2 separate regions of the Homo sapiens genome follow, and region 1 is linked to region 2. A link is a loop called in an ENCODE intact Hi-C map of the cell type or tissue named here. Cell type or tissue: psoas muscle. All regions are shown on one strand. Each heading gives the region's core, and the rest is flanking DNA. Links, peaks and the distances in the headings are about the cores only. Region 1 overlaps ARHGAP10 (Rho GTPase activating protein 10). Region 2 overlaps ARHGAP10 (Rho GTPase activating protein 10).

What was found. A loop is a pair of places that touch in the nucleus more often than their neighbours do. Peaks named below come from ENCODE experiments on the same cell type or tissue, not always from the same donor. Only the 100,000 strongest peaks of a DNase experiment are listed, where the experiment ranks them.
Region 1: a loop joins it to region 2, with 2.5 times the contacts of the local background. A loop is called at or near these places in 2 of 110 quality-filtered maps.

The regions. Positions count from the first base shown.
Region 1 is chr4:147,827,844-147,843,190 of GRCh38, forward strand. All of the region lies in intron 3 of ARHGAP10 (Rho GTPase activating protein 10), which reads left to right. Among named protein-coding and RNA genes, the nearest start is that of MIR4799, 53 kb to the left of the region's middle. RefSeq lists an enhancer at 3,564-4,763. In psoas muscle, for the core only: a CTCF peak has its summit at 9,745; no DNase peak of the experiment used is centred there; H3K4me3 peaks cover 334 bases; H3K27ac peaks cover 940 bases.
Region 2 is chr4:148,051,258-148,066,604 of GRCh38, forward strand. It overlaps ARHGAP10 (Rho GTPase activating protein 10), which reads left to right. Exons shown (of 23, transcript NM_024605.4): 21 at 11,891-12,043; 22 at 13,159-13,250. Among named protein-coding and RNA genes, the nearest start is that of MIR4799, 280 kb to the left of the region's middle. RefSeq lists an enhancer at 752-4,865. In psoas muscle, for the core only: no CTCF peak of the experiment used is centred there; a DNase peak (open chromatin) is centred at 5,874; H3K27ac peaks cover 2,500 bases.

The DNA.
Region 1 (15,347 bases), core at 8,471-10,970, 220 kb before region 2:
TCACCAGGCCTGAGTGCAGTGGTGCAATCTCAGCTCACTGCAGCCTCCGCCTCCCAGGTTCAAGCGATTTTCCTGCCTCAGCCTCCTGAGTAGCGGGGACTACAGGTGTGCGCCACCACGCCCAGCTCATTTTTGTATTTTTAGTAGAGATGGGGTTTCACCATGTTGGCCAGATGATCTCAATTTCTTGACCTTGTGATCTGCCCGCCTCATTCACCCAAAGTGCTGGGATTACAGGCATAAACCACTGTGCCCATTCCACTTTATCTTTAAAAGCAATTAGTTTAGTATTTTCTGAAATCCTAAATTGAATAATGGTGCAGCATAATATTAATAATTGGATATTCATAATTAAGACTGAGTCATTAAAATGTTAAAACTACATATGTCTATTTTAGAAGGCAAACAGTAATGTCAACTATTTTAAAATGTTTTCTGAATCTTAAGGGTAAGATGAGACTTTAGGTTTTAAGGGATAAAGTCATCTGTGTGTATGCTCAGCAATCCCTGTTGGTTTTGAGCCACCAGTTATATAAGTTCATACGCCTCATCTCTATGCTTAAATAGGCTGTATTAAGTATACAGTTCAACAAATAGTGTGTGCCTGCCACATGCCAAGCACTGTGCCACATGCTATAAAGATAAAGACATAAGTAGTGATTCATCCATTGGAGGAGATGGCTGAAAGAAGGCATGTAATTTCCAACATGCTTCGTGGTAATCAAGTGATTGAGAAATTCAGGGAAGGCATCTTGGAGAGGTGATATCTGGGCTGAGTTGAAGGATGAGCCTTAGCTATGTCTGGTTTCCTCCTTGAGGGGAAACTGTTGAAATTTCGAAAAGAGGGAAGGATATGTTTGCATAGCCCCTTCCTTTCCCCCCTACAATGTCCAGCTTTGTTCCTACTAAAGTGAATTGTTGGAGAGAGAAGTAGAGCAATTGCCAGTCTAAGAAAAAAAGTCAGTGTTTCCCTCCACACTCAAAGAAGTGTAATTTCTATGAATACACATGCCTCACCCTTTAAAAAGTCAAGATAGTTTTTTTTTTTTTTGAGATGGAGTTTCGTTCTTGTTGCCCAGGCTGGAGTACAGTGGCATGATCTCAGCTCAGCTGCAACTTCTGGCTCCCAGGTTCAAGCGATTTTCCTGCCTCAGCCTCCCCAGTAGCTGGGATTACAGGCACCTGCCACCATGCCTGGCTAATTTTTTTGTATTTTTTTTTTTTTTGAGATGGAGTCTTGCTCTGTTGCCCAGGCTGGAGTGCAGTGGTGTGATCTCAGCTCACTGCACCCCTGCCTCCTGGGTTCAAGCGATTCTCCTGCCTCAGCCTCCCGAGTAGCTGGAACTACACGCGGGTGCCACTATGTCCGGCTAATTTTTTTTGTATTTTTAGTAGAGACAGGGTTTCACCGTGGTAGCCAGGTTGGTCTCGATCTCCTGACCTTGTGATCTTCCTGCCTCGACCCCCCCATCGTGCTGGGATTACAGGTGTGAGCCACCGCGCCCAGCCAATTTGTTGTATTTTTAGTAGACATGAGGTTTCACCATGTTGGGCAGGCTGGTCTCAAACTCCTGACCTCGGGTGATCCACCCGCCTCGATCTCTGAAAGTGCTGGGATTACAGATGTGAGCCACCGCGCCCGGCCAGGACAGTGTTTTTGAGTGAGTAGTTTTTGCTGATCATGTTGCCACCCTTGACTCTGGAGGTGAAGAACTCAACCTGGGGAGTCAGATCTGATACAGTTAGTGGCTGCAACTGCTCTACTCACTTCTGCGCGTGTTCTCAGAGGAAAGGGCTGTGTGGTGTGTTGCTGCCAGAATTCCAGAGATGTTCTCTCTGGCATGGCAGGACATGTTGTACTTATCTGAGGTGGGCAGCTGTCCAGGAATCTAAGGACTTTTAAAATAGTGCTGTAGTGTTTATGTTGTTCTTTTAAAAGCCCTTCATATTGCGTTTACTTCTCTACATGTATTCTTTTATCAGATCATTGAGTTTCATCCCTAGCCTAAAATGGTTGCCCAGTTTCTCAGGATTCTGGCAAATAAGGGCAATTGGTTGAGACCCAGAGGTTCAGGAAAACTGCGGGGAAGCGGGAGTGCCAGGAGAGAGAAGGTGGAGCTTGCCTGATGGTGCACAAAAGGTGCCTGAGATGGAGCTGTTCCGCCTCCCTCTCATCCTGGGGGTGCTGGGGGCAGACTGGGCTGCTAAGGAGATGTGAGGAAGTGTCTTGTCCACGGCTGCACCCCTTTCCCCATTTGGGCAGGAAAGCCCTTTGCCTATGCAGACTCTTCAGGCTTTTGAGACCCTTTTCTTTTTCTGTTGTTTTTCTCTACCACAGACTTTACCCTTGTGAAAATACCAGGCCAGGGATCACTTCCTGGGTGACCTGCCCTGACCTTTTGCCCCTATAGGGAAGGTACTAAGCTGCTGCATACCAAAGGCTTTTGTTAGCATTTAGATGGTCGGTCACAGGCAAGACGTGATGCCTGCTCTCTCAGCCCTGGCCTGTGCTTTACTGCACCCCCTTCTCATCATCCTTTCATGCTCTCAAATCTCCTCCATAAGTTTTTGGACTTTTGACACGGATTTTTGTTCCAAACTATTAGGTTGGTACAAAAGTAATTGCGGTTTTTGCCACTTTTTTTTTAAATGGTCAAAACCACAATTCCTTTTTTTTTTTTTTTTTTTTTTTGATGGGGGGAGCCTTGCTTTGTCTCCCAGGCTGAAGTGCAGTGGTGGGATCTTGGCTCACTGCAACCTCTGCCTCTCATGTTCAAGTGATTATCCTGCTTCAGCCTCTTGAGCAGCTGGGACTATAGGCACTTGCTACCACACCCAGCTAATTTTTGTATTTTTAGTAGAGACGGGGTTTCACCTTGTTGGCCAGGCTGGGCTCGAACTCGTGATCTCACGTGATCTGTGCGAATTGGTCTGCCAAAGTGTTGGGATTACAGATGTGAGCCACCGCACCCAGTTGAAACCACAGTTAACTTTTGCACTTACCTAAATATTTTTTAAAAAGTGTTTCAGAGTATTACTAAAAGAATGTATGATGGTTAAAATGAGTTAAATGCATTCCACCTTTTAGGAGCAAATATGCTATTCTTTCTTTAGTATGCCCTAGGGCACTTGTCATCAAAGTATGGTCCCTGGTCCAGCATCACTTTAGGAACGTGCAAGAAATGCACATTCTCAGGCCCACCCCAGAACTCTACTGAGTCAGAAACTCTGTCAGCTGGTCTTTCATGAAACTCTCCAGGTGATTCTGAAGCAGGCTGAAATCAGAGCTACTGGCTTAGGGTGCTAGTGAAATCTTGGCTGGCAATCCTTTCCTTAGGGTTAGATCTGTCTGGACGTTGGATACACTCTAAATTGTTTCGTGATGACTGTGTCCCTGTCAGGAGGTTAAAATAGTGATGGAAAGCCTAAGCTTTGACTTCTCATTTCCAAAGGATTTGAGACTATAGCTGGTTTGTGTTAATGGAATAGGTTTAGTAGGATTTTTAGTGTTACTTACTTTGTATTTAATATTGCTTGTGAGTTCTTATAGGATAAGTACCTAAGGCATTAGATGCCATTAAAAAGATTATGCCTTTAGTTTCATCTTATTATATTTACAGTATTTTATATGGCATGTGAAGCTTGTTTTAATCAGTTCTTTTACAGTTTATGTGGATTTCTGTTGGCAGGCACATTCAGAATGGAGGAAATTCATCTTGAACTTATTTGTGAGAACATTTCTCAGTTTGGTTTAAAAGTTGTCAGTGACCTAATTTTATGAAGACTTTTTCCTCCTTGGAACTGACCTTTACAATTGGACAGCATTGCTTTTTCTTACAATTCTCTTTTTCCCGTAAGCCTGTTATTCAGTCAGATAGGGATGTCTTTGTAAAACCTGTTTTTCAGGAATGTACCGTTTGAGAGTTTAATTTACTGACTCAGAATCCTATAGAGATCACAGTCAGGAATAACTCAAATCAAAATTCTAAAATGAGTGAAGATTATCTTAGGCAGGAGGCCTGTCTCCTTCTTGGACCCCTTTCCCTGCAAGGCCTTGCCCCATGACTCAGTGTCCTCTCTGTTGGTGACTCATTATCATCTGTGGCCTTCCAGCCTTGTCATCATCAGATTCTACTTCCCTGTTGAAACTTACATTTCCTGAATTTCATATCCTTAGGGTGTATTCTCTGCTTCTGAGGAATCGGCCAACTCTGCTCTCTTCTTCCCCCTGACTGCCCCGCCCGACATACACACACCCACCCACACACACACAAGGGACCCTAGAATGTAACCAGCCCATTTAATTGTCTAATCCAGAGGAGTGATTCGATTATTGGGAATGTGTGCAGCTGAGTCTGCTGTTTCACTAGGGAAATATTTCGGGATGAGCCAAGGTACCTAGGATCAGCCTTTAGACCATGTCATGAAAATATTAGATGGTATAGCCTTGAAAACAAAGAACTGAAGAGAACTTAGGGAGACATATTTGACCACTTAATTTTTTTTTTTTTTTAAAAAGAGGAGTCCAGGCACGGTAGCTCACGCCTGTAATCCCAGCACTTTGGGAGGCCGAGGTGGGTGGATCTTGAGGTCAGGAGTTCAAGACCATCCTGACCAATGTGGTGAAACCCTGTCTCTGCTAAAATTACAAAAATTAGCCAGTCGTGGTGGCGGGCACCTGTAATCCTAGCTACTTAGGAGGCTGAGGCAGGAGAATCGCTTGAACCTGGAAGGCGGAGGTTACAATGAGCTGAAATCGTGCCACTGCACTCCAGCCTGGGTAACAGAGCAAGACTCTGTCTCAAAAAAAAAAAAAAAAAAGGAAATTGGAGCTCATTGAGGGTGGAGTTTCTACATCACTAAATAAGGTTGTGACAGAGATGAAAATAGAATCTTTCACATCTTCTAGTATCCTAACGACATTATGCCTTACCTTTTTCTCTTTGTAAGACATAATATTTTTCCTTCCACCTTTGAACATTAGTGAAATGGATATGTATCTTATAGTTGCTATCCACCAGGCAGCAGTCATGAAACGGACATGAGGTTACTTCTCTTTTACTCTTTGGACAACTGTAGCTCCTCAGTATTTCAGTCCACAGACCACTTAAGGAAGAAATATGAATGCTGGTGGTGGTTTGAAAACCTTCCGTTGAGACCTGGTTAGGTCAAGGAAGTGCTGGTATCAGTATCCAAAGAGTGGGTGCCTGCCATCATCTTGGAAGAAAATCCTGGATACAAGAATGGAGCTCCTTAAGAGCACCCTTTGAAGAAATGATGCATCTCCAGTATTTTCAGTGGCACAGAGGAAAAATATGTGTGGTGATACGGTTTGGCTCTGTGTCCCCACCCAAATCTCACCTTGAATTGTAATCCCTATGTGTTGAGGGAGGGACCTGGTGGGAGGTGATTGGGTCATAGGGCCAGTTTTCCCCATGCTGTTCTTGTTATAGTGAGGGAGTTCTCACGAGAGCTGATGGTTTAAAAGTGGCAGTTTACCCTGAACTTGGTTTCTCTCCTGCCACCATGTAAGACGTGCCCTTCTTTCCCTTCCCTTGTGCCAAGATTGTAAGTTTCCTGAGACCTCTGCAGCCATGTGGAACTGTGAGTCAGTCAAACATCTTTTGTTTATAAATTACCCAGTCTCAAGCAGTAACTTCATAGCAGTGTGAAAACAGACTAATTCATGTGGGAAAAACCAGATTTTGATGACTGAGATGAAAAGTGATTCAGAGGAGTTGGACTTTGAAGAAGTTTTAGAAATATCTTAACAAAAGTAGTTTGCTTACTTCTTTATGCACAAGAGGGATACATGATGAAAACATACCTTTCAAAGAGCTTTTTCAATGTATATAAAAGTGCTAAGTGTTAAGCTATTATTTCAAGATTAGCAGGATTTTTTTGTGGTAGGATATAAAATAATGGAGTGTTTTACAGTTGGTGGTGATTAGATTCAATGATATATATATTAAGTTGGTGGTAGAGATTGTGTTAGATATTCAAGAAAATGCCAATGTAGTGGGAAAATATGGTTTCGAAGCTGTGGCAGCCATGGGCACCTCTCAGATAGAGGAAGGAGGAGTGACATTGACTATCAGGCCCAGCTGCTCTGTGGTACAGTTGTGTTAGTGTGAAAGCCATGCCTCCCACGTTCTGCCTATCTTTGTCTGTTTTCTGTTGCTTATAACAGAATACCTGCAACTAGGTAAATAAAAGGAATTTGTTTCTTACAGTTATGGAGGCTGAGAAGTCCAAGAGTGGGGGACCCAGGTCTCTCTTCCTTTTTCTTTCTATAAAGTCACCAGTCTACTCCTGTGATAACCCATTAATCCATTAACTCATTAGGCTGGGAATGGTGGCTTACACCTGTAGTCCCAGCACTTTGGGAGGTGAGGCACGAGGATTGCTTGAGCCCAGGAGTTCAAAACCAGTCTGGGCAACATAATGAGACCCCATTTCTGCAGGGGCAGGGGGAAGCCAGGTGTGGTGGTGGCACGCATCTGTAGGCCCAGCTACTTGGGAGGCTGAGGTGCGAGGATTGCTTGAGCCTGGGAGGTTGAGGCTGCAGAGAGCTATTATTGTGCCACTGCACTCTAGAGTCTGGGTGATAGAGTGAGACCCCATCTCAAAAAAATTAATAAAATTCATTAACCCATTAATTCATCAGTGGATGAATCCATTCATCTTTTAAGGCCCCACCTCTCAATAATGCCAGACTGGGGATTAAGTTTCAACTTGTTTGAATGTCCCAAGCCTTCTAACGGCAGCCTTGTTAGACTTACCCCAGAATGGCACTGCAGCCTCACCCACACACACAAACACACAGACACATCCACCCACCCACACTCACACCCACACCCATACACATACCCACCCACTTCCACCCGCACACCCACCCACCTGCCCCCACCCTCACACCCATACACACCCACCCATCCGGCTTGCTTTCCTTCCCTGTCTCCTTCCCCTGGGTCAGACCTGCATCACTGTCTGATGGCCCCTCCAGTCTTCCCTGGCTCCCTCCCCATTTTCTCTCACAGATGTTTCCCCTAATAAATTTCTTGTGTGTCTCATCCTGTCTTGGTGTCTGCTTCTTAGAGGACCTGGACTAACAAAAATGAACCATTTGGAGTAAAAGATTCAGGGTACTTAGCATTGTCATTCATCGGTTGCTATTATCACTATAAGCAGAAAATGTTGCTTTTATGTAGAAATGCTGTTCTTTAAATTATCTAAATTTATAGGAGAATCCCACTTCATTTATAAATATTTTGAGTGCCTACTATGAGCCACCGTGTTCTCACACCTGAGGATACAATGAGGAAACCCTTGTCCAGAGTGCTCAGCTAGTGGCCGCCTGGTAGAGAATGAGTTCCCAAGAGTTTTTCAACCCTGCAGCCCTTGTTTTTTACTGTTGACTGCCACTTTTTTCTCTTAACCCGTGCATCACAGATGGGCTGGAAAGAAAAGCTTTTGTCATTGATTAAAGCCATTCTTTTCTGAATGTTTCTTTTCTTCTCTCACATTTTTTCTTTTTCTTTTCCTTTTCCCTTAAGTCTTGCTCTGTCGCCCAGGCTGGAGTGCAGTGGCAGGATCTTGGCTCACTGCAGCCTCTGCCTCCCAGGTTCCAGAGATTTTCCTGCCTCAGTCTCCCTGAGTAGCTGGGGTTACAGGCATGTGCCACCATGCCTGGCTAAATTTTGTATTTTTAGTAGAGACAGGGTTTCACCATGTTGGCCAGGCTGGTCTCAAACTCCTGACCTCAGGTGATCTGCCCGCCTTGGCCTCCCAAAGTGCTGGGATTACAGGCATGAGCCACTGCGCCTGGCCTATTTTATTTTCTTGATTTAACAGTTTATTGCCTTAGTATGCACGAGGTTCCATTTCTAGCTGTGCCACTGAGTCATACCATTCACTTCAGAAACTAAAATTTTCTCTTATGTAAAACAAAAAAAAAATTCAAAATTGCCTCATGAAACTTTAATTTCTATGGGGTTTTTATTTCCTCTCATAATAATATTCTTCCCAAGTATTTATTTTGTTTAAAATATCGAAGCGAGGTTCTTACTGTCCCTTATGCACAGAGGGAAGGAAGATCAAGTTTCAGCATCTGCTGCATATCCTTATTAGGCAGACTCATTCCTTAAATACTCAGTAGCTTTTGTTTTATGATTCTCATTTTTTCCTAAGTGTACTTAAAAACAAATCTTTACAGGTAGATTGTGTTTGATTTAAATAATCTGAATAAAATTTCTGCTATCTTTTTTCAGTTAATGTCCTTCAGAATGGATGCTAGCTTTTCTTTTGTGGGAGGCAAACACACCCTAACATACTTGTTCGTAGAAGATAGATACTAAGAGAATCGTAGACTTTGGTGATACATTGACCTTTTTTTTTATTTTTATTTTTTGAGAGAGCCAGGTCATAGGCAGATATTCAGGGAATTAAATCAGAGACCAGAAGTTGTCAGAATTTCAGCCTTAATCCTCTTTAATAGGACTAGGTTTCAAGTTTTTCACAGTTCAGGATTGAAAGTTGATAAAATTCTTACTGGGGACATTTTATTCTTGGATTATCTGTATGAAAGCAGAAGTGTGATAATTGAACTAGTCGATTTGGGATATATACTTTAAAATCATAGTTTCTAGCTTATTATGTGAGTCGTCTTTGGTCTGAAAGAATGAGGCATTATTCAACAGCCATTTCCTATTAATCGGCTCCTGATTTTCAAGTTTGAACCCTGTGGAATTAATTTATAGCACCTGAGCACCTGTGTCCCAGTTAGAGCTTTGTGCGTGGGTTCCTTAAATCTAAGTACCAAGTAAGCTAGTACTTAGCTAATGAGTGTGAGCTATTGCCATCATAAAATTGAATTTCGTTTTTACATTAGTTTCTCTACTGGGAAAATTAGATTAGCTTGAGCTGTGCTTGAAAATAAAATACCATACTGGGATTTGTTGGGAAGTTACAATTGCTTCAAGTATGATGTGCCTTTTTTTTTTTAAATTGTTTTAGGTAGGGAGAAAGTATTATTCCTGGCTTTATAGTTGAGAATATTCAGGTAACAAAAGGAAATTGTTATTTTCTGTCATCTAAAAATAGAACTAGTTAGGGCAGAGCCAAAATGAAAACACGTTGGCCTCCTATTTTTCCGTGCTGGAGGGCCCTCGTAGCGAAATCGATTGTGAAACTTTTTCACTTTTTGTCAACATTAGTCTTTTGACTCTTGTTCTTTCTCTTATGTCAGGTATTAAAGTGGGGGAACTTTATTGGCCATCTTAATCTTTCTATTTAAACTTGAGCCTAGAATGATGGGGAAGGTATAGGCCGGGGGAGGCTGGATAGATGGAGAAAGAGGTACCAAAGGGTGAGTGTGGAGGGAGAGTGATGTAATTAATTGATAATGAATTGGTTTAATTAGGGGAACTCTTGTGTTAGGAGTATAGAGAAAAGAATACGAAAGCATTTTGTCAAGATTGTTTATACGGTTCTGAAATTCTAAAAAATACTAATCCTTTATTAGTCTGGATTCTCAATTGCAAGCACTAGCTAGTTTGAACATAAAGGAAATTCATTAAAGGGTATTGGGTTTCTTGTAGTATCTTTAAGAGATGTGGGGAACCAGGAATGATGCCCAGGTTGTACCACAGAGCTGGGCTTAGAGCAGATGCCACTATTGCTACTGGATGTGGACACTACAGTTTGCACCAAGAGCCTCACTGCCCTGTGGCTGTTGGAAGAACTGCTGCCTCTGGAAATTAGACTAGTTGCTGCCACCTCGCTAGAATCTCTGGTCACTGTTTTTTTTTTTTTTTTTTTAAAGCAGTAGCTTTTGAATCCAAGTCTTGGATGGGACCATCTCATTAGTGGAACCCTAGCTAGGTGTCATTACCTTACTGCAAGCCAGTGTCTGTCATTTTTGGCTTTTATGGTGGGAGGTGGACTTTGTTTCAGTGGGAAGGAGAATTCCTCAAACATAGGAAGGGGTTTCAAGTGCTGGGCAGCCCAAAAGGACTGATGTTCCTGTATGTGCCTGATTGTAAGACAACATTATTTTCCCAGAAGATTAAACATAATAAAATTGTTTCAGACAACTTGAACACGTATACTTTTAGGTATGCATATGTACATCTGCTAGATAATCAGATGTCTCCCTTCATCATTTACTTGATTAAATATGTGTCCATATTTAAAATCAAATAATAGGCAAAGTCAGCATATATTTTAGAAACATTTTCTGCACTTATTTAATAAAAAATTTGTCCCAGCTCTTGGCACCTTTGAGATTAGTATATTCATCATGGATACATTCTGAATTTTTCAGTACAGCTTTCCAGAGCATTGATGGCCACATCTGCCTGAGTTCTTTGAGCTATAGCACCTAAAATCTTTCTGATGCTTTCACTGGAAATTTTATCTCAAGCCAAAAGTATATGTTAGCAGCCCATTTGGACAGTCTCTTTAAAAAACTTATTCCTGAACCTGGCACAGTGGCTTGAATCCATAATTCCAGCTACTTAGGAGGCTGAGGCAGGAGGATTGTTTCAGCCCATGATTTCGAGGCTGTAGTGATCTGTTATCACACCATTGCACTCCAAGCCTGGGTGACAGAGTGAGACCCTTGTCTCTTAAAAAAAAAACACACACACACACACACCAAAGACTTAACTCTGGGATATGTTTCCATGATTTCTCTTCCTCCTCTTCTTCTTCACAGGGTCTAACTGTTGCTTGGGCTGGAGTGCAGTGGTGTAGTCACTGCTCCCTGCAGCCTCAACCTCTCGGCCTCAACTAGCCTCCCACCTCAGCCTCCTGGGTAGCTGAGACTACAGATGCATGCCACCCCACCTAGTTAATTTTCTGTATTCTTTATAGAGATGGGGTTTATGCCTTGTTGCCCAGGCTATGATTTGTTTAATGTAACCACTGATCTTATTCCTTTTAAAGTGAGCTTTATAAAATTACTGAATACAAAATTTTGAAGTCATCTCTGGAATTGTAACTAAATATCTTAAATTTCTTAGTGTCCCTTTGTTTTTGTAACTTAGTCCTGTTTGTAATCTCTAAGTATCTGAAACTAAATGTGATTAGGGCTATTTTAGGCTAAGATTCCTCAAACAGTTGTTGATCAAAATAATGGGAAAGTCCACTCCTTTAGAAGACTCTTAAGAACTCTTACACGAGGCAAGTTCTTTTTTTTCCTAACAGATCATTTTGGGAAAAAGATTCCTTTATGTTTAGATCTATCGTATCTATCTATCTATCTATCTATCTATCTATCTATCTATCTATCTATCTATCTGTCTGTCTGTCTATGTATATATAAAGTTTCTAGGCACCATTTAAGATTCCGTTTCAAGGAAAAACAAGAGCTGTGTTTTTGCTGAATGGTTTCTTTGCTGCTATTCTTGACATTAGAATTGGAAAACAGAATTTTCCCTTTAGTTTAATGAAATGGGAAGTATCTGGAAGGTCATGGGAGAAAATAGGGGAGATATTCCTTTGTTCTCAGATTATGCATTCCTCTGGGGTCAAAAACACGTGGAATCCAGGCTTAAAATAATGAGTGTTCTGGGGAACGGATGTAAAATTCCTTCTGTTTCACTATACTCAGCCTATCCTTGTTAGTACTGAGTGATTAGAAAGGCATGATTTAGTAGTTATACTGACTTACTCAGTTTTACCTAGACTGAGACTTTAGAAAATTGTTACTAAAGATACTATAGGATGTAGGTATGCCTTTGTTGTGTTTTTACTGGGTATGGGGTTATAGCCCTAAGTCCTATTGTCTTTAGAATTTATGACATCAGAACTTAGACTTTGATTTCCAGTGTGGGGGAATGTAAAGTTGTTGGAGTGGTTCCTCCCCACAGTGGAGTCTGATTCTCTGCAGGTTGGTTGTTATTCTCAACAGATTTTTTAGCTCTAGCGTGGACTGTGGAGGATAGATTAAGATAACATAACTTTCCTTTCCTTTTTAGACATTTAAGATCCTTACATCCGAATGTCTGACGAAAAAGGATTTCAGACTTGAGTAATTGTGGGAAACATTTTAATCCTCCACACTGTTACATAATACTCTTTTTACTTTGAATTGTGAAGTTCTAATGGATTCTCTAGTTTGCTGTTGTAGCATGATTCTCAAAACTACAGCATGGAAATGTACTTTGTACTTCTGTGTCTCCCAGCTCATTTAGAATCCCAGATTGATAGAGATGGATGAGGACCTCCGCTGTCCTCTTGGCCAGCTTTCTCCCAGTGCAGGCATGTGTGAGAGGGTATTCCTGGTCATGGGTCATCTAGTCTCTGCTTGGTTATGTGGAGGGAGCTGGAGGTCACCACCTTGCCAGGCAGCCTGTTTCATTATAGTTCTCTTGAGTCCCTATGATAGGAAACCCAAATCTGCTACTCTGCAGCTTCTACCCATCAAACCTGGCTTTGCTCCCTTTAAGCAAATCAGAATGATTTTTTTTCTTCTCTCATGCAGTACCCATTTAAATATTTAAAGACAGCTTTCATGTTTCCACTAAATGTTCTCTTCCTCCCCACTCACATGAAACATCTAGTTTTTTTTATTTCTTCCTCCTAAACCTTTTTAGCATTCTGGTTACATTCCTGCTTTACCCCAGTTGGAAATGGCTGTTTTAAAATGTGGTAACCATGCTATTGAGGTAAGCTCTAATCTAACGGGGGATGCAGTCGAGTGCTTACCTTGTTTGGATTCAGGCGGTATGTGTCATCAGTGTATGTTACAGGGTCAATTTGTGGCTCCATTGGCTTATGTTAAACTTTCAGTTAAGAGAACATTTTAGGAGATTTGAGCCCAGTATGAAATTCATGTGACCTGTTCTCGAGACATCTTGCACACCTGAGCAGTTGCCTTTCAGCATCCTGTAGATTGCTTATCCCAGGCAAATCCTAACGGCGCTACTTTTGAGTCCCTCTCTTTAGCTCGAGAGCTCCTTGAACTGTGATTCTTTTATCCAGCATTCCTTCTTCCTTCCCAACTTCTGATTGGCTGCAAATATTGTAAATGTATATTTTTTAAAAATACAAGATAAGCGTAAGAGCATTGTTTTGCCATGATACTCAAGATGATCCTTTCAGGCAGGGTTTGGCAAACAGTGACCCATGGGCCTGACCTACCTTGCTTCCTCTTTTTGTAAGTCAAGTTTCGTTGGAACACACTTGGACCCATCATTCATATGCTGTTTGTGGCTGCTTTTGTGCTACCACAGCAGAGATGAGTAGTTGGAACTGCAGCTGCATGGCTGCAAAGCCTAAATTATTTACTACCTGGTCTTTTATGGAAAAAGTTGGCTGACTTCTGCTGTGAGGAGAGAGCATCTGATTATTTCATGTTCAAGAAGCTTCCTTTTGTTTCCAAGCAGAGCTATCCAAAACCCTTTCCAAGGCTCACTAGCCAAGGCATTTTGCGACTTCTTTTCTTGGCTGGTTCAAGTATTTTATAGGAATATGATTATGTAATCTGTATGTGTGGTTATAAAATCACATTCTGTACTTGTTCTCTTATCTAATTTCTAATATGTTAGTATTTGAAAACTTCTCAATATTATTACTTCATCCATCTCCTTGACATTGGGAAACTGTCATCACTGTAAATTGCCTTTTAAGTTTTAGGGACAGTCCTAGATTTGGTATTCATTTGTTGCTGGGGAAGAAGGATCATGTTTCACCATTAGGAAACATCAGTAACACTTACTACTAACAAATATTATATAATATTTCTGTGAAATTATAGCAGGAAGTGAGAGATTCCGTGGAGCTTCCAGTCTATTTTGAGAAAAGGAAATTCTTGTTGCTCAGTTGACATTGCCTTATTGAAACATTTATTGGCTTCTTTATTATTTTGTTCTTAAATATAATTTTTAGGTTCAGTTTAGAAGTTATAAAATCAGGCTTTGCTAAAGAAGGAAAATCATAATTTTAAGCTCTTCAAAGTATTTTTAATAAAAAAGTTTTTTATAAATGAGTTGGATATAGTGTTATTTGCCACAACTACTACTATCCTTGTTTTGGAAATTTGCTTACCGATCTGAAGATAGTAAGGCAGAAACCCTTATATTCTTCCTCCCACGTCACCCCCAAGATGGAGTCTTGCTCTGTCACCCATGCTAGAGTGCAGTGGTGCAATCTTGGCTCACTGCAACCACTGCCTTCTGGGTTTGAGCGATTCTTCCTGCCTCAGCCTTATGAGTAGCTGGGATTACAGGTGCCTGCCACCATGCCCGGCTAATTTTGTTGTATTTTTAGTAGAGATGGAATTTCACCATATTGACCAGCTGGTCTCAAACTCCTGACCTCAAGTGATCCACCCGCCTCGGCCTCCAAAAGCGCTAGGGTTATGGGGTGTGAGCCACCATGCCTGGCCGTGAAACCCTTATATTCTTTTTCTACTCTAGTGTTAGCCTTTGGGGCTCAGACGGATATTGCATTGAATTCTCCAAATGAAGGAAAAATATAATGACCTAAGATTGCTCTTGTGTAATCTTTGTAGCCTGGTTCTTTTGGTGGAAGACAGTGTTTACTCCAGAGTATGGAGTTTTGGGGTTCTTATTTTAAAATGCCTTCATGTGTCTATATTATTTATAACCTACCTCTACTTTCTGAGCATTTCCTGGGTCCCATTCTGATGGCTAATGGAGACCATCCGATATCTCTAGCCTTGTCTCGTGATCCTCTCTGATTTCCTCATCTGCTTTAGTGACACCGAGCTGCTTAGGTTCCATGCCCTGAAATTGCTGTTTTCCCCTCTCCACATGGAAGGCCTTTGCCTGGAGAACACCGTCCCTCTGTTTCAGGCTGAGCTGTGCATAATCTCCTTCAGGAAGTCTTCTCTTACCCAGGGGGCCTTCCTCCTCTGCTCCCCAGAAGCTCTGCGCAGCTTGCCAGCACTTTGTCTGCCACGTCATACTGTGCTGACGTGTTCACATCTCTTAGAAACACTCGCCTGGGATGAACTCAGCCACCCACCTTTTCCCTTCCTTGCTGGAGAAAATCCCACAATAAGGCAGATGATAACTTCATAAACTCCTCCTCACCTATCTCAAAAGGACTTCTTGTTTCTCTAAGAAGTGTTGTCTCATTTGTAATGATTCTTTCATTCATTCTTCAGTTAGTTGGGCGTGAAACTTCTCATGTCCAAACTCTCTGCAAGTGACCTTGTTTTGTACTTTATGGAAAAAATAGCCATTTGGTAGCAACTCTCAGCTTTTTGTCATGAAGCCCACAAACCCGTTTGTACTGGGCACCCCTTTTCTCCTTCTATCACAGGGAAGGAAGGATTTTGACTCGTATGACAGGCCAACCCTCCATGCATGCTCAGC
Region 2 (15,347 bases), core at 4,508-7,007:
TTCATTGCCAGTGAAGAATTGCTAGCTCAGTCTCCTTGGAGGACATTGCATCATAGGTCAAGGTATTTCGAATGTTCCAAAGTCATTTTTTCCCCACAATAAGGTAGTTTTCGCTAAACAGGTTTTCTTCTATTGTAATTGATGGAGCCGGGTCCTTGACAAGTAATCCTTTTAGATTCTCTGCCACAAAAGAAAATCTCTTTTAAGAAATATCGGGCATTGCTATCTGCTTCCTCTACAGATTTCAAATGAAAAGGAACACCTCCTTTTCTGCTGGCACATTCTCAAATTCAAGATGGCATGGTCTCAGAATAGCTCACTCTAGCTGGGGGTGCCGGCACCCTGAGATGCATCTCACTGTGTGCCCTGGCAGGCCAGGAGGGCAGTAGATTCCCCTCTCCCACCCACTGAGAGGCTTGGCTTTGTTTATCCTGAATGTTGATATCTCTAAAGCATCTATCCCAGCTAGTGCCTCAAGCTGTCGTTGTGCCACTGAGATTTGTGCCTACTCAGACTTGATGTCAGTTATTTAAAATCACTAGATAACACCTTCCTATTCCCATATACAGCCTTGTGCATGTCATCATATACTTTGTGTGCACTCACTGGTAACCATTTTTATTCTCGTCAATGCAATCACTTGTTTCCTTTAAATTGGGCAAATGAATGGGGGGTTTCTCAGAGACAGCTGCTTGGCATTTCAAATTACTTGACTGTTGGTTCCATGATTGCTTTTCAGGAAGTCAATAAATTTTGCTGGGAGATACCAGAGTACCCCGCTCCCCCAAATATGATTTGTGGCTTAGTACACCACAGTAAACTGTGAATGATTTGCCTAAAGTTCAGAAAAATAATCATTTTAGATCATTTTTAATAGATTTCTGTGAAGTCTGGTGCCTACTGAGAAATTACAGGGTGGGAGTCACTGGCAAACCCTGTCTTCACTTCCTCCTTTCCTCTCTCTCTGTCTTTCCTTCTTCCCTCTCTCTCCTCCTTCAGAGAGGGCTTCCTCAACCCCAGCACTCCTTGAGGGCCAGGACACTCAGTTCACCCTAGAAGTTGGTATCTTAATCTGATTATGTAAAAAAAAAAAAAAAAAGATTTATCTTTTAAAAGTGTTTTTTTGCACATTTGCTTTTTTTTTTTTTTTTTTTTGGGCTAATTGACCAAAATGAACATATACTGCTTTTGTAATAAGAAGTGGGAAGCTCTGTAAATTTCAGGTCAGGAGAGGGTGATAAGTAACCTAAAGGAATGAACTTCCCATTGCAAAAACTTCCTGCATCTTTCTTGGTTAGTAGGGGGATGATTTCCTAATAAGATGAGCAGCTTTACTCTGTTTACTTGTATCTGGGCCCTGGTTACAGAATGCAGTGGGTTACACTGAGATCTCTAGGAGAGCCTAGTGCCTTCTTGTGGAAGGATGTGGTCTCTGATTCTGGGTACTGTGAAGAATGAATTGGCAGCCAGTACCTGTTACCATACCTAAGTAAACAGCAGGGTCACTTAGATAGTGGAGGTCTAAGGGAGCTCAAATCTAAGGAAGAACAGGGGCCAAATGAACAGGAGGAACATGCTGCCTTGCTGTGAGCCCACAGCAGCCTGTTAAATTCTGCACAGAGGTTAGCTCCTTCCCCTACCTCTTGGGGGTCTGGGGATTTGAGGGAGTAGAACCTTTGGCTTTAGCAGAGGCTGGTGGTTGAGGCTGCAGAAAAAGTATTAGATACCCTCTTGGCACTTCCAGGCTGAGAGACCATGGAGCATTTAGTATTATGGGCCACCAGACTTTGTTTCAGCTATTTTGTAGATGACGTTTCATCTTAATGCTTGCATCAACCCAGTGCGGTAGATATATCTTCATTTTTAAAAAGATTGGAAGGCGCAAAGGACATAGGAAAATTGGCCCAAGCCACACAAGCAGTAAAGGACAGGTGAGTTTGACCCCTCATGTGTCTGCCCAGTGACTTGTTTTACTGTAGAAATTGAAATTGTGCAGTTGCATATGGGGACATTGCTTGAATTGCAGGTATTCTCCACCCTGCCCCGATTCTGAAACCCAGTGAAACAGCCATGGCTGTCAACTGGTCAGTGCCCTTGGTTTGAAGAGGGAGCACTGACCTTACATTAAGTCATGTGGCTGTGGTTTATAATTATCTATGGGGAATAAACACTTGAATCTGGTTGCTGCGCATTTATCATCTAACACCTTGGCTGAGATGCGGGCGGGAGGGCCTTCTCCCCCACAGCAGAGCTTGAGAGACTTGGAAATTTGATCTATGCAACCAGGCAGCATCCATAATCTTTTTATGAGTAATATGATATTCGGTTGTCTCCCTTCAGCTTCAGAAACGCTCTGGAAGTGATTCTCAGGGCCTGTATACTTGGCCATCTACCATCACATTGTCTATTCACATTCAGTCTGGGGGTACAACTTTTGTCCTGTGTGTTTCCTTGAATTTCTTCTCTCCAGCTTTGTATAGAAATTATGCTATGCCGACTGCCTGGCCCCTTACATGCTTCGATACACATCCATTGTGGCTTGCTGGGGTATTTTTGGTATCTGCGTTGTGTACTTGGCACTTGCGTGTGGCCTAATTCGTGCCTTCCTTTGCTGTGCTGTAGCTGCAGGTGCTGAAATTTGGAGGTTTTATTTTTAAGTCAGAATGTTGATAGTCCATGTAACTTTAAAGCCCTACCATGAAAAGATGACTTCCCAAAATAAAGACATGTCTGAATTTTGTAGTAGCTTTTCCACTGCTTAAGACTTAAAAACAATTAAGTCTTGCATCAGTCATTTTTGGTTTTTAGTTTAACTGGTTTTTGTTGTTAAAGATTTTCTTACTTGATGCCATTGTTGTAATTTATTATTTGCTATTCATAAATTGGCTGTGTCTCAATATCTAAATAAAGTAAGGACCTCATGGGCTCTCTCCGTAAGTTCGAGACCGTTTACATTGGTAAGTCACTGATTTCAAACAGGCCTGGCCTTGCATCCACGTTCTTTTTCTTACAACCTTGAAGATCTTTTATATAAGTGATTTAAGCAAACCAGGGATTTAAGCAAACCAAGGCTTAGCAAGATTATCTGTAAAAGGGGAATAATAACATCTGCCCCTCTGGGCCGGGGTGAGGTTTCCAGATACCACATGTAATAAAACCCAATCACTGCTCCCCTGAGAGCTCGAGGCAGCCACCTGCTGGGATTTTCCTTTCCTCTGAGAATGTAGTTTAATATTCTTAGTTTAACTTGACCCCAACTTCCTGGTTCATCAGTTACATAATCTCCTCACTGACTAGCTCAGAGAGAGAACCTTTCTAGCCTTGGAGAAGCTCTAGATGTTGACCTGAAGTTGTGTTGTTTTTAGCAGTTACTGTATTTATTCCCGGAGGACTCAGCTGGGGCTTCTCTCCTAGCCTCTTGCTTTGGGGATCTGCTTTGTCAGAGCCTCTGAGAATAGACCCTTGGCTATCACATGATCAAAGCATGGGGAACCTACTGAGACCCAACCACATTTATAACTTATTCTGAGCCGTATACCCAGGTAGCTCACCCATTACAACAAGTAACCCATAAATCTCTTTGTAAGTGATTGGTGGATTTTTCTGAGCGGAGTATCTGTGTCCCTTTAGAGCTGTGCTTGGCCCTGTTGAAGATGTTCAGCCTTCACATTGGGTGGCAGCTGGTCGAAACATTCCTGTCAGTGACTGCAGGACAGTAACCTTCAGACCTCGAATGCCCCCTAATTTTCTGAAATGAAGTTACAGTTCCTTTTCTGTTCAACTAGCAAGCTAAAGTTCAGCCCTCTTACCTGATTCCACACTGATCATCTGGAAGGAAGGTAGGATTCAAGGAGAACTCTTTGAGTGGAAGAGCAGTCAGAGATGTAATTCTGCGCCTGTTCTCTTACAGCAAAACCAAGAACTTTTGCTCTAAGAGAGTGGACTTTGGGAGTGAACTTTGTCAGATGATTAGATGGTGATGTCCTTTCTTGTTAAAGGAGGAAATCCATGTAGGAGCCTCAGGATCGCACAGGCTGAGGACTGAGTGTTAAACATGGCAGGCCTTCCTTCATGGGGCTTGAGGGATTTCCTGCAGTGCCCTTCCTCCTCTCCCTGACCGCCTACCTCCTGCAAAAGATATTTGTTCTCAGCTGGGCGCGGTGGCATACGCCTGTAATCCCAGCACTTTGGGAGACTGAGGCAGGCAGATCACTTGAGGTCAGGAGTTCGAGAGCAGCCTGGCCAACATGGTGAAACCCTGTCTCTACTGAAAATACAAAAATTAGCCTGGCATGGTGGTATGCACCTGTAATCCCAGCTACTCGGGAGGCGAAGCACGAGAATTGCTTGAACCTGGAAGGCGGAGGTTGCAATGAGCCAAGATTGCGCCACTGCACTCCAGCCTGAGTGACAGAGCAAGACTCCGTCTCAGGGAAGCAACAAAATAAAGATATTTGTTCTCAAAGGTGAACAAGTTACTGCTTTTACGTGCTGGCTTCATGTATTGGCTGGCTCCCTGCTGCTTGAGAGATGATCTTATACAGTTGAAGAAGGCCTCTGCTGCAGGAAAGCACTGGGTATGTGTGGGTCAGCCCCAGGCACGAACAGGGGAGCCCCGCACCACAAAACCAGTGAAGATGGAGGGGATTCTCCATCCGAATTGTCTTCATCTCCCCCAAACCCCACGTCCCTTCCAGGCTTCTTATCTGGTCTGTTTAATCCAGGGGTGAGCAAACCGTGGCCCACTGCCACCTGTCTTTATAAAGTTTTATTGGAACACAGCTACACTTAGTTGTTTACGTTTTGTCTGTGGCTGCTTTTTCACTGACAGTGATAGCAGAATTGAGTAGTTGCAGAAGGCCTGCCAAGCTTGAAGTATTTACTCTCTGGCCCTTTACAGAATAAGTTTACTGATCTTGAGCTAATCAGTAATCAAAACAGGTCTGTTTGGAAGGGCCCACCTTTCTTAAAACCCAGCTTTAGGAAGTGCAGTTAACCACTGTGGTGGTAGATGGAGAGTGCCAGGTGATTTTCAGTGTAAGCTTCACACATCTCTTCTTGTCATTAAACCAACCAGACATTTTCCCTATGGGTTTTGGATGCCCTCAAATGTTTATTTATAATTTCAGAAGGCTTTTAGTGTTTCAGTGACTGAAAAACCTATGTGGGGTTGTTCTTTTTATAATGTATCATTTAAAATAAATTTTTATTTTGGAATAGTTTAAGGTATGCAGAAAAGTTACAAAGATACTACAGAGCTTCCGTAGACCCTTCACTTCCCCTCTTCACTTCCCGCCCCCACCCCACCTCCGGCTCTTAGCATCTTACAGAACTGTGGTACCTTTGTTAAAAATAATGAAATTAGTGTTGATACAGTACTGTTAACTAAACCACAGACTTCATATGGACTTCACCAGTCTTTCCAATAATGTTCTTTCTCTGTTTCAAGCTCAAATCCAGGATGCCATGTTTCTATAAGCAACTTTAGATTTTTTAAATGATGACATCTACTTAATATAGTCATACTTTTTTCCCTTTGCATAGCTGATTTGCTGTCTTTTGGTAAATTAAATGGTTAGTGATGATATAACCCTAGAAATCAGAGGTAAGATCTGACCTAGAAATATGTAATAGTAGTGAGGGCTTCATTTATTGACTGCTTGCTATGCTTCAGGGCTTTACGCCTATCATCTCATTTAAACCCACAGTGACCCAGCCGATGAGTCATGACTCTCTTCACGTTAGCTGAGGGAGTTTAGGTTGCTCAGCCAAGTTTCAGTTGTGGATGACACTAAGTGCAGGCTAATGATGGCAACTGTGGGCCAACCTCTGGGGGGCACTCGTAAGTCATTCGCTTCCTTCTCAGCATAGCCTCTAGCTATTGACAAAAAGAGGAACAAGCCTAGGGGAGGAAGAAACTGCAAGCTGGCACTCAGCCAACAATGATAGTGCCAGCTCTGGCACCCAGGTCTCTCTGCAGAGTGGCAGAGTCTTAGGCATTTGTAATTTGCATGCGTACAATCCTTCAATGGCCCCTCTTTGCCTTTAGGTTATGATTGTGCCTCCTGAATATCCCGGTACTTGCATCTCTCACCATTCTTTCCATATTCCATTCTAGTCACTGAAAAGGACTTGAGGGTCTGAGATCTGTGCTGTCTTGTCAAAACAGGGTTTACTAGAAACATGACCTTGAGTAAGTTGCTTTCACCTTTCTGAGATGGTCTTCTCATATGTCATGTGGAATAATAGGGTGGTTGGGAATAAGTGTACTAGTGCCTGCCTGTTGCATCTAGCACAGGGCTAGATTGCACAGTTGTGCCTCACATGAGCCTGGGTGTGGGGAGGTGATGACGATGTTGACTATGGTAGCATCAGCTTCAGCATTAGCTCCGCACAGATGCTGCCTCCTCCAGGAAGCCCTCCTGGCTATCCCCATGGTTATTAGGTGCTTCCTCCACTCTTCCTCTGAGGGACCTTGGGCAGATCGCTACATGGCTCTCAGTGCCTGTATTATGGTTATTAATTGGGCATTCTCCACTCACTTGGCTGCAGAGCAGGTGGTGTCACGGTTTCCTGGGTGTCCCCAGGGACTAGCACAAGGCCTGACAGGAAGTCCTCAGACTGTAAATGATGAGCCAGTGGGTCTACTCCGAACCTTCCTGATGGGCAGCAAAGTCCTTCTCCCCCAACGCCGTGGGTTATGGCGACTTGCATGTCACAGGCCTTTGTTTCTCTGCACTGCTGTTGTCCCTCGGTGTGCTCGTGGGGAGCCAAACAATGTGCTTGCGTGTGGAGTTCTCCCTCTCCTGGCACTTAAGGAATAACTGGCATTTATTTGAACAGAGATTTTCCCATAATATACAGATCTACAATATTTCCTTCTGTCTTTATTAACATTTTCAAACACTCTTGCCCAGGACAGCTGTTCTAGACTTATGCTGTATGTTTCCCAGACTGGCATGAAAGATCATTTCACTAATGTGTTAGCTTCTGCTCAGAGACCTGGCAAATGAGAGTTTAGAATCTTTCATTGCAGTGCAAACTTCTGATTTGATCTCGTATTGTATAACCGTAGTGAAATATCTTGGTATTTGGGGGATTTAGTCACTTCAAATAAGCATTCATTTCTTTTCTTAATGCGTATTCTCCTCGCTCTACCCTTTTGAATTTAGATTGCATTCAGTGCTTATACAGGCTGGAATCAGGGGCTTGTATCTCTAGTGCTGCCCAAAGCCTGACCTGTGTATATTATGCAAGAAATGTTTGTTAGATGCAGGAGTTCTCTGGTGATTGGTGCAACTGGTGTCGAGTTTTAACAGTTAAGGCCCCTACTCCCTTCCCCCTTTCTGAAATGTTTGTGATCTGTCGCTGCCAGAATGTTTTTAATATGCGTGGAGCGTAGAGTCTGGTACTGGAGGCGACTGGATCACAGTTTGAATCAGAAGCAGCATGGACTGCTGATCTGTTCCATTTTCTAAAAATACACTTTGTAAAGTAACCACATATACAGCACTGTCATAATTTCATGTTTTGGGGTTTGGCCCCACTGCTGCACGTGAAAGCTACAAGGTCTTTCCCCGAAATTCAGGCCCATGTTTCCAAGCAAGAGTGTTGACTCTTTTTAAAGAAGAGAGTTTCCTCATCCTTTACACAAATGCATATTCTTTCCCTGCTTACTGTCTTCCCAGCTCTTCCACCCACCCCACCTAAACACAGGAAATGCCTCCGTGGCGTCAGGAACAGTCAGGTAGACTTTCAGTCTGTGCATTTTCAGGAACGTGTTTCCAAGTTAGCAATTTGAAATCTTCATGTGCTTTTAGTGAAACACTCTTGTTTCTATTTGTCCCCTTTCTTTGAGAAAGAAGGACGGTGATGTTGGCCTTCCGTGCTGAAGATAGAGAAGAATCCTGTTTTAGGAGATGCCTTTTGCAGTGTAGTGTGTTAAGTTGGGAAGATAGCGAACAGATATTAGCAGTTCTGTATATTTCTTCTGTCTTGGTAAACGTGGTTTCTGAGCTTTTTAGGAACAGTTGACTTCTTCCTCCATTTTCGCAAACTGCAACTTGGCTTTCAGGAAACTTGTGGCACTTAGGTACTTTTTTGTACTTGGTCAGTAGCTTGGCATTAAACAGAATTGGTGGTTTGTGCTCATGCCAGTCTTACTAATCAAAAATCCGTAGTTAAAGGGACAACAAGAAAAAAAGGCAATAAATAGATTTTTTAAATGTTTAAATTTGGGAAATGGTAGGAAAGGACTCTCAAAAATTTCATTATGTTCTAGCACATAATGAGCTTTTAATTATTATTTCACTAATCACCTTTGATCTTTTTCCCAAAGATGTTCTTTGGGAAAAAGCTGGGGCTCTCCCCTGAACCACAGAGTACAAAAAAAATGATCTGGTGAGTGTTTTAGTTCTCCCAAGGATGATACTGTCAAGAACTGTGAAGGGTCTGAAACCGTACCCTGCTTGCGAGCTACCAAATTAGCCTACCATCGTTTCCGGGATGCTGGCAGAAGGCGTGGGACTCGCGGTCAGAGCCAACAGCCTCTATTAATCACAGCAATGACAGTATCAGTGTTTTCTTGTGCCAGTTCCCTGAGTTCCAGTTCCTACAAGGCAATGCAGCTTGGGCCAGGTCACACCTACATGCCTCAAGAGAGAAACCTGGAGCTTAGAAAACCCAGATCTTTTATGATGGGTAAAGCCCACTCTTTGAGAGAGAGAGAGAGAGAGAGGGGAGAGAGAGGAGAGAGAGAGGGGAGAGAGACGAGAGAGAGACGAGAGACAGATATGCCTTAGGGCTCAGTTCTCTCTTGGAACCCAGGTTGAGGAAAAGCTGTTAGTCCTTTGCTTATGGGCTGCCATTCCAAAATGCCTCGTGTTCCTTCAAAATGTTTTAAATAAAAGAAGGGAAAGAGAATATCAGAAATTCTCTTCTAAAACTAATACTTTCCTCTACCGTTTTTTGAGAAAATGTAGGTATTACATTTTAGATGATATTTAAAAAATGTTTCGATTCTTCTTATTAAAAAGTAACCCAAAGTTTGGAAGGTAAGAGATGGTTACATAACGAAGCTCATGTTTAGTTTTTTTTTTTTTTTTTTTTTGGCCTTCCAAAAAATATGGACAGGTTGCTTTTGGGAGACACTGTGAAACATGGCATCATCTGACGTGTACTGGCTTTAGATGTGAACCCATTACACGACTTAAGTATATTTACTCACTTGCCTCACCTGATCCTTCCCAGCCGACAAGCCTCTGAAAAATTTCCTCTATCCAAGCAGCTACTGTGCTGGTTCCCAAACCTTGTTTGGCTGCACAGGTCTCTTCTTTCACAGGCTTCCAGTTGTCCACACATCTCATTGCCTCATCTCCATAGACACTGTCTCCAGCCTTGCACGTTGCCCCGTCTTGTGAATATTCCAGCTTACAGTGTGTCTGCCCTTGTGGGGTTCTGAAATCAAAGGAGTTACCTAGTAGAGGCTTCTGAGACACACCCAGGAAATCACATGCAGAAACTTAAGTCTACATGGGAAGTGTGGGAGGTAATCTTGGTGAACCGGTTAGTGCTAGATCACATAGCGCATGTGTTAAATAGCAACAGAAAGATCACAAAAAAACAAAAAAGGTGAATGTGGAGAACTTGACCCTGGACAAGGACTGCTGATTCTGTGTTCCTGTTTTGGGATGAGATGGAGAAAGCCAGGGTGCGGGACAGGCAGGCTTTTCTGTTGCGTATCTGTCATTACAGTGGTTCTTTCACTTTCTAAAAACTGAGGGGTATTTTCCCTAAACAAACACACCCACCCACCCGCGGGTGTTTTCATGGAGGTTTCCTTTTTTTTTTTTAAAGAAAGATGTGAGGATCAAGCAGACAATACCTATAAAATTTATGCTCTTTATTTTTCAAGGGCCACATAAGTGTAGTCACATAGTTACTTTATCTTCTTCCTGTAACTGTCCTCCCTCTAGGCAGAGGGATGGCAGTCATTGACGATTTATGACTCTGAAGAGCTGATGGGGGGTGTGGCAAAACATCTCATCTTCCTCCATTCACACCCTCCAAGCACCTTGAATAATTGCTGGGAGATAACTTGGCAATTGTTTGGCTAACTGTGGCCTTAATTTCCTGCCAGGGCTTCACTCACGCCTACCTGTCCTTTCCGTTCCTGATTAGTAAGACAACATTCAGCGTTCCTTTTCTGCTAAAAAAAAATGGAGTGACTTTTGTGACTGTTGATACAGATCACTTTAAGATTTATAACAAATCTTGCCTTGGGATAAAATAGATTTTATGACTCCCAGATGAATGGCTGGATAAGGGAATTGTAAATAAGCTCTTAGAAGAATAATGTTTTTTTTTTTTAAATGACCCCCTTTTTTTCCTGACCAAAGCATAGGAAAGCTTCTGTGTATTAAATACCTACCAAGTCAATTATGCACCAGATTTGTAAAATCCACTTTTGGTTTTAGAGCTTTCTAATTTGGTTGCTCCGATGTTGGCTGATGGCTCCATGTCCCCGCCAATCTGCCTGGCTTCGTGAGATCTGGAAAAAGAGTTAAAGATCTTCCTGTGGAGGCAAGAGAAATACTTGAAGGCATCAGAGAACAACCAGTATCAATGTGCCCTTTCATTTATTGGTGTCGCAGGCCTTCAGGGAAGGTGTATGGGTTAGAGAGGCCACAGGGGGAGTATTGGGGGAGGTGGAACTGGAGCTGAGCCAAGGAAGGGCAAGATTAGAGCAGGGCGGGGAGCTTGAGAGGAAAGGCAAAGCTTGAGGCGGAGGTGGGAACGCCAGGAAGCAGAGCTGTGGCAGACAGGGTAGGCTGCTGGGGCGGGACGGCCCCTGGTAGGTGAGCAGGTGCAGGAGCATTGTGTATAGGGAGACAAGTGGGTAAACTTGGCCCTAGGTTGCTGAGTGTCACCGTGTTGGAGGATTGCACCTAGGGGCTGGCCAGGAGACCATGCTGGTACTGAAGAACACGGTGCTAGTTCTCCGGCAGGGGAAACAATCTGAGAGCATGCTGAGGAGTGCAGAAGCCTCGGGAAACTGCTCGTGGAAACTGGTGTACTGGTTTAGCAGAAGACGGGGTATCTTAGGTGAAGAGCACCTGGGTGCTGCAGACAGGGAACACGTGTGTGTTCAAAATGTCACTGAATGAAACGAGACACTTCTCAAGGGAATGTCATAAACCATAGTCGCCTCCAGTTCTGAGGTCACTGAAGAGTAATTCAGATTAACACGCATCAATTATTTGAACTCTCCCTCTGTGCTTAGAGGCCATTCCAGGTGTCTGTTCACTGACCTGTTTACATTAACTTTAAAAAAAAAGGGAAATATTAAGAAATGCTCTGGTCACCAGAAGTTTTTGCTGTTCATTGGTTTCGAAGTCTTTGGCCCTCTCTAGAGGAAGCCTGAATCCAGTGGCATTTTCTTCTGAATTGCCACACGTGTAGGAGCAGGTGAAAGATCTTTAAATGTTTAGCTGATCTTTTGCAGCTGCCGGTCATGTGCTTGATGCTAGATTCCTGTGGTTTTCCTTATAATTAGAAAAAGTGAATACCTTGAATGTCCCACTACTCCTTTGATCAATTAGATTCTGGTTTTCTAATTAGTGAACTCATAGGGTGCTAGCAGGTTGGACAGATTGGAGAACCTGGAGAAGGACAGTAAGACAGCTTGAGTTTGGGGCTGTGGCTGGTTTCTGGGTTGTTGGTATCCGTAGTTTGGGCTGCAGCCCCGGCAGGATGCAGAGAGGACTCTGTCCCTACTGGTCAGGCATGATAGGGGAATTAGTGACCTAGTCATCTGGGATTGGGATGTTGTGCATTTCGTGTTCTGTGGCCTTTCTGCTATTAATCCTGTCCTTCAAACTCCTACCCTTAGCCCAGGCCAGACCCGATCGTCTATGGTCCAGTGGCTTAACCCACAGTCTCCAACCACAACAAGCTCCAACTCAGCTGTGACACCTCTTTCACCCGGGTCGTCCCCTTTCCCCTTTTCTCCTCCTGCTACTGTAGCGGACAAGCCACCTGAAAGGTACGTGGTTTGGAGTGGAATGTGGAATATGGTGGCAGCACACACAGGGGGCTTGATGAACCTGAGCAGGTTCTTGTGTTCTCTGCTGGCAAAAGCTTGCCCAGATACCCCCAGCATCCTGGACTTCATGGACAGCACTTACCACCTTGTATCAGGGCCGTGCCTCACCCAGTTCAGTAGCAAGGACGTTCTTTGGAGAATTTGCCTTACATGAGACTTGCTTGAGCCTACTCTGTCTTTGTGGTGCTGGTTGTGCATTTATGAAGAAGTTCTTATTTTGGAAGAACTTCTTGCTCATGAGTATAAAGCACATTCTTCGTTTTAAAAGTAGGCAAGCTGGCACTGGAAACATTCGCTTCCATGGCATCCAGTGGCCAAGTCCATAGAGGACAGAGCTGCTGCCCTCCAGCAGCCTCTTCCACCTGTAGTGGCTCAGGTGCTTCTTCCTGTCAGTGGCTTCCCCCACACCAGTGAGGTGAGGCGTTTCCTTTGGATTTGATTAGACTGGCTAAAAGCATGGTTTCCGTCCTTTCCATGAACGGACACAGAGGTTGCTTTAACAAATGGTGAGAAGCTGGGCCTGGTGTGCCTTTCTTGGGGCGGAGGCAGGGTGTAAATACAGAAGACTCAGGCAAGAGCAACAAGCCCCTTCTAGAGCGGTGGCCACCCGGAGTGGATCTGGGCCAGTGGTTTCTCACCTGTGGAGTGTGGCTGTGCCGCCTCCTTCTGCCGGCTGGCCGTGTGTCTCCAGGTGCGTGTGCTTTTCCTAATAGACCAACTGAAGTGCTTGGAGATAAACATGTCCTGTGGTTCTAACAGTGCTGAATGGTAGGAAAGGGCATCCCACCAGGTAGGGAGGAGAATTAGGTGAAGTGGTTCAGTGACAGCTCCTCAGAGAGGCTCCCTGAGGAAAGGCTTGAATTGGAAACCCATCATTTACTTGAAAATCAAGTACTGTTCTTAGCCTGATGTTCACTTCCACGTTAATTTCTCTTTTGGGAGGAGTTGCCCTACTGGTGACATCAGTGAGATTTGGGGAAGGGGGGTTGGGGGGTGAAGTTTCTCTCTGTTTTCCACATTTTCATTGGTGTCTTTTGTATTCTCTTTCTTTTCAGCATCCGCAGTCGGAAGGCTCGAGCCGTGTATCCGTGTGAAGCAGAACACAGCTCGGAATTATCTTTTGAAATAGGAGCAATTTTTGAGGATGGTAAGTGTTAGTGGGAGCTTCGTCTGTTAATCCTGTCCGCAGGATTAATAAGTCTGCAGCATGGAGTGAGCAGTCAGCGATGGTGCTGTTGTCGGGAGGGCGAGTCTCCCCCTTGATGCTTTGGACTGGATTAAGCGGCTGCGTTAGGCTCCCAGACCCCAATGCCAGGGGCCTGTTGTTGATGGCTGGAATGCCACTATGCTTGCTTCTTGATTACTCTCTGACCCATCTCATCTTGTGGGTCTTCATTCAGGTCATCTCTCTCCTGACGGGAAGAAGCTAGTGTCACTTGGACTTAAGAAATGTTTCTGATTTGCACACTTTATTTTCTTTGTTCTCCCAGAGTTGCTAACCAAGTCCTTTAAATGCTTCGGGTTTACCAACTCTGAGTCAACAGAGGATACTACTGTCCTTAAAAATTTTTGATTTCTATTTCTCTTACCATTTTTGTGCTTTACATTTTTGCTGATTTGAACAGTGTGTGAGTCTCCAGATTCGGGTATTGACTTTGCATATTGAAACAAGGGTGTAGCTTTTGAGGATTTAATATTCATACACAAGCATTTAGGAGCTATGCCTGGTTAAATATTTCAAAAAGTTCTCTTATGGCTCAGTGTCTTTTTTCTCCTGCTCTTGCTTTCTTCCCTCCCCAGTCCTGCTCATTATGAAATGCATTAGTTGCTGTGGAAACCGTGATGTCGTGTGTGGGTGGAGCTCCTCAGAAGAGTTCCAGGGAAGCAGTAGGAACCTTAGCTGCTTGGAATGGAATGGTTGATTATCCAGAATGTTTGGGATATGTGGAATGTATCAACACGAGGCACAGTGGTGTACTGTCAGTAATGCAGCATTTGCTGACGATTGTTTTTTAGAAAGCAAGTTGCCTCATTTAGAATAGATTTCTATATGCGTGTGATATGTACTCTTCAGAGACAGAGACTCCTGGTAGTGTCAGAAAACAAACAACAACAACAAAACCCCACATGGAACAGAATTAGACTTTGTGGAGAAATTTTGTTCTTGGAATAGAAGCAAGATCATTCCTCCATCACCATAACATACATGCAGTTTTGCCAAGAGAATGTGGAACGTAGCTGCCCTGCCCCAGGCCTGTCTCATGTTGGCACACCATATGGCTGAAGGGGAGGGTGCGATGGTAGTATTGAAACGCACTCATTTGAGAAATGTGATGAATTTTTATTTTGTGTGATTGGATTTGTTTAGAAGACTCTGAACTCCCTCCTGCAGTATGGTTTGTGAGATAGTTACCTTGGTAGAAGGTGTATCTACTAGGATACCTTAGGCTGCAGGTAACAAAAATTGACACAACTGTTTGAATCAATCATGAAGATGGATTAAAGTCAGGTGCAGTGGTGCACACCTGTTGTGCCAGCTACTGCAGAGGCTGAGGCAGGAGGATCACTTGTGCCCAGGAGTTCGAGGCCAGCCTGGATAACACAGTGAGACCCCATCTCAAAAAAAAAAAAAAAAAGGGTTGAGGGGATTAGTTTACACAATAGTAAGTGTGGAAGTAGGGAGCTCTAATTTTAATTCATAGTCTCAAAGATGTTATCAAAGACCAAAGTATTTCCATCTCTCTGTGGAACTGCTCTCTGCTGGTGGACCTGGGCCTCTGTCTTGTTTCCCTGGCGGGAGCGAGATGACTACCACAGTTCCATGTATCATGGCCACACTCTGGCGGAAGGAGGTGTCTCATCCTTGTGTTCCTTTAAGAATGAGAAAACTTTTCCAGGAATTTCTTCCTAGTTTACCCATCCTCACATCCCAGTATGCAGAACTGAGTCACATGCTTACCCTACATCCATCATTTGCAAGGATTTAGACCAATGAGAATCACACGGGGTATAGGATACCTGCTCTGGGCACACAGCCATGTGAATGAGGGTCAGTGCCTAAAGCCAATGCAGATCTGCCAGTTTGGATAAAAGAGGACAGCCTGGTAGGCGTCTGACCCAGGAGACTTACGTTCTCCAGGTCTAAAGTCCCGAGATGATTTGGAGTCTTCCTAAAAAGAAAGTGTGCGTGTACACACGTACACATACATAGTCACACATTTGTACATATGTACACACATGTGCA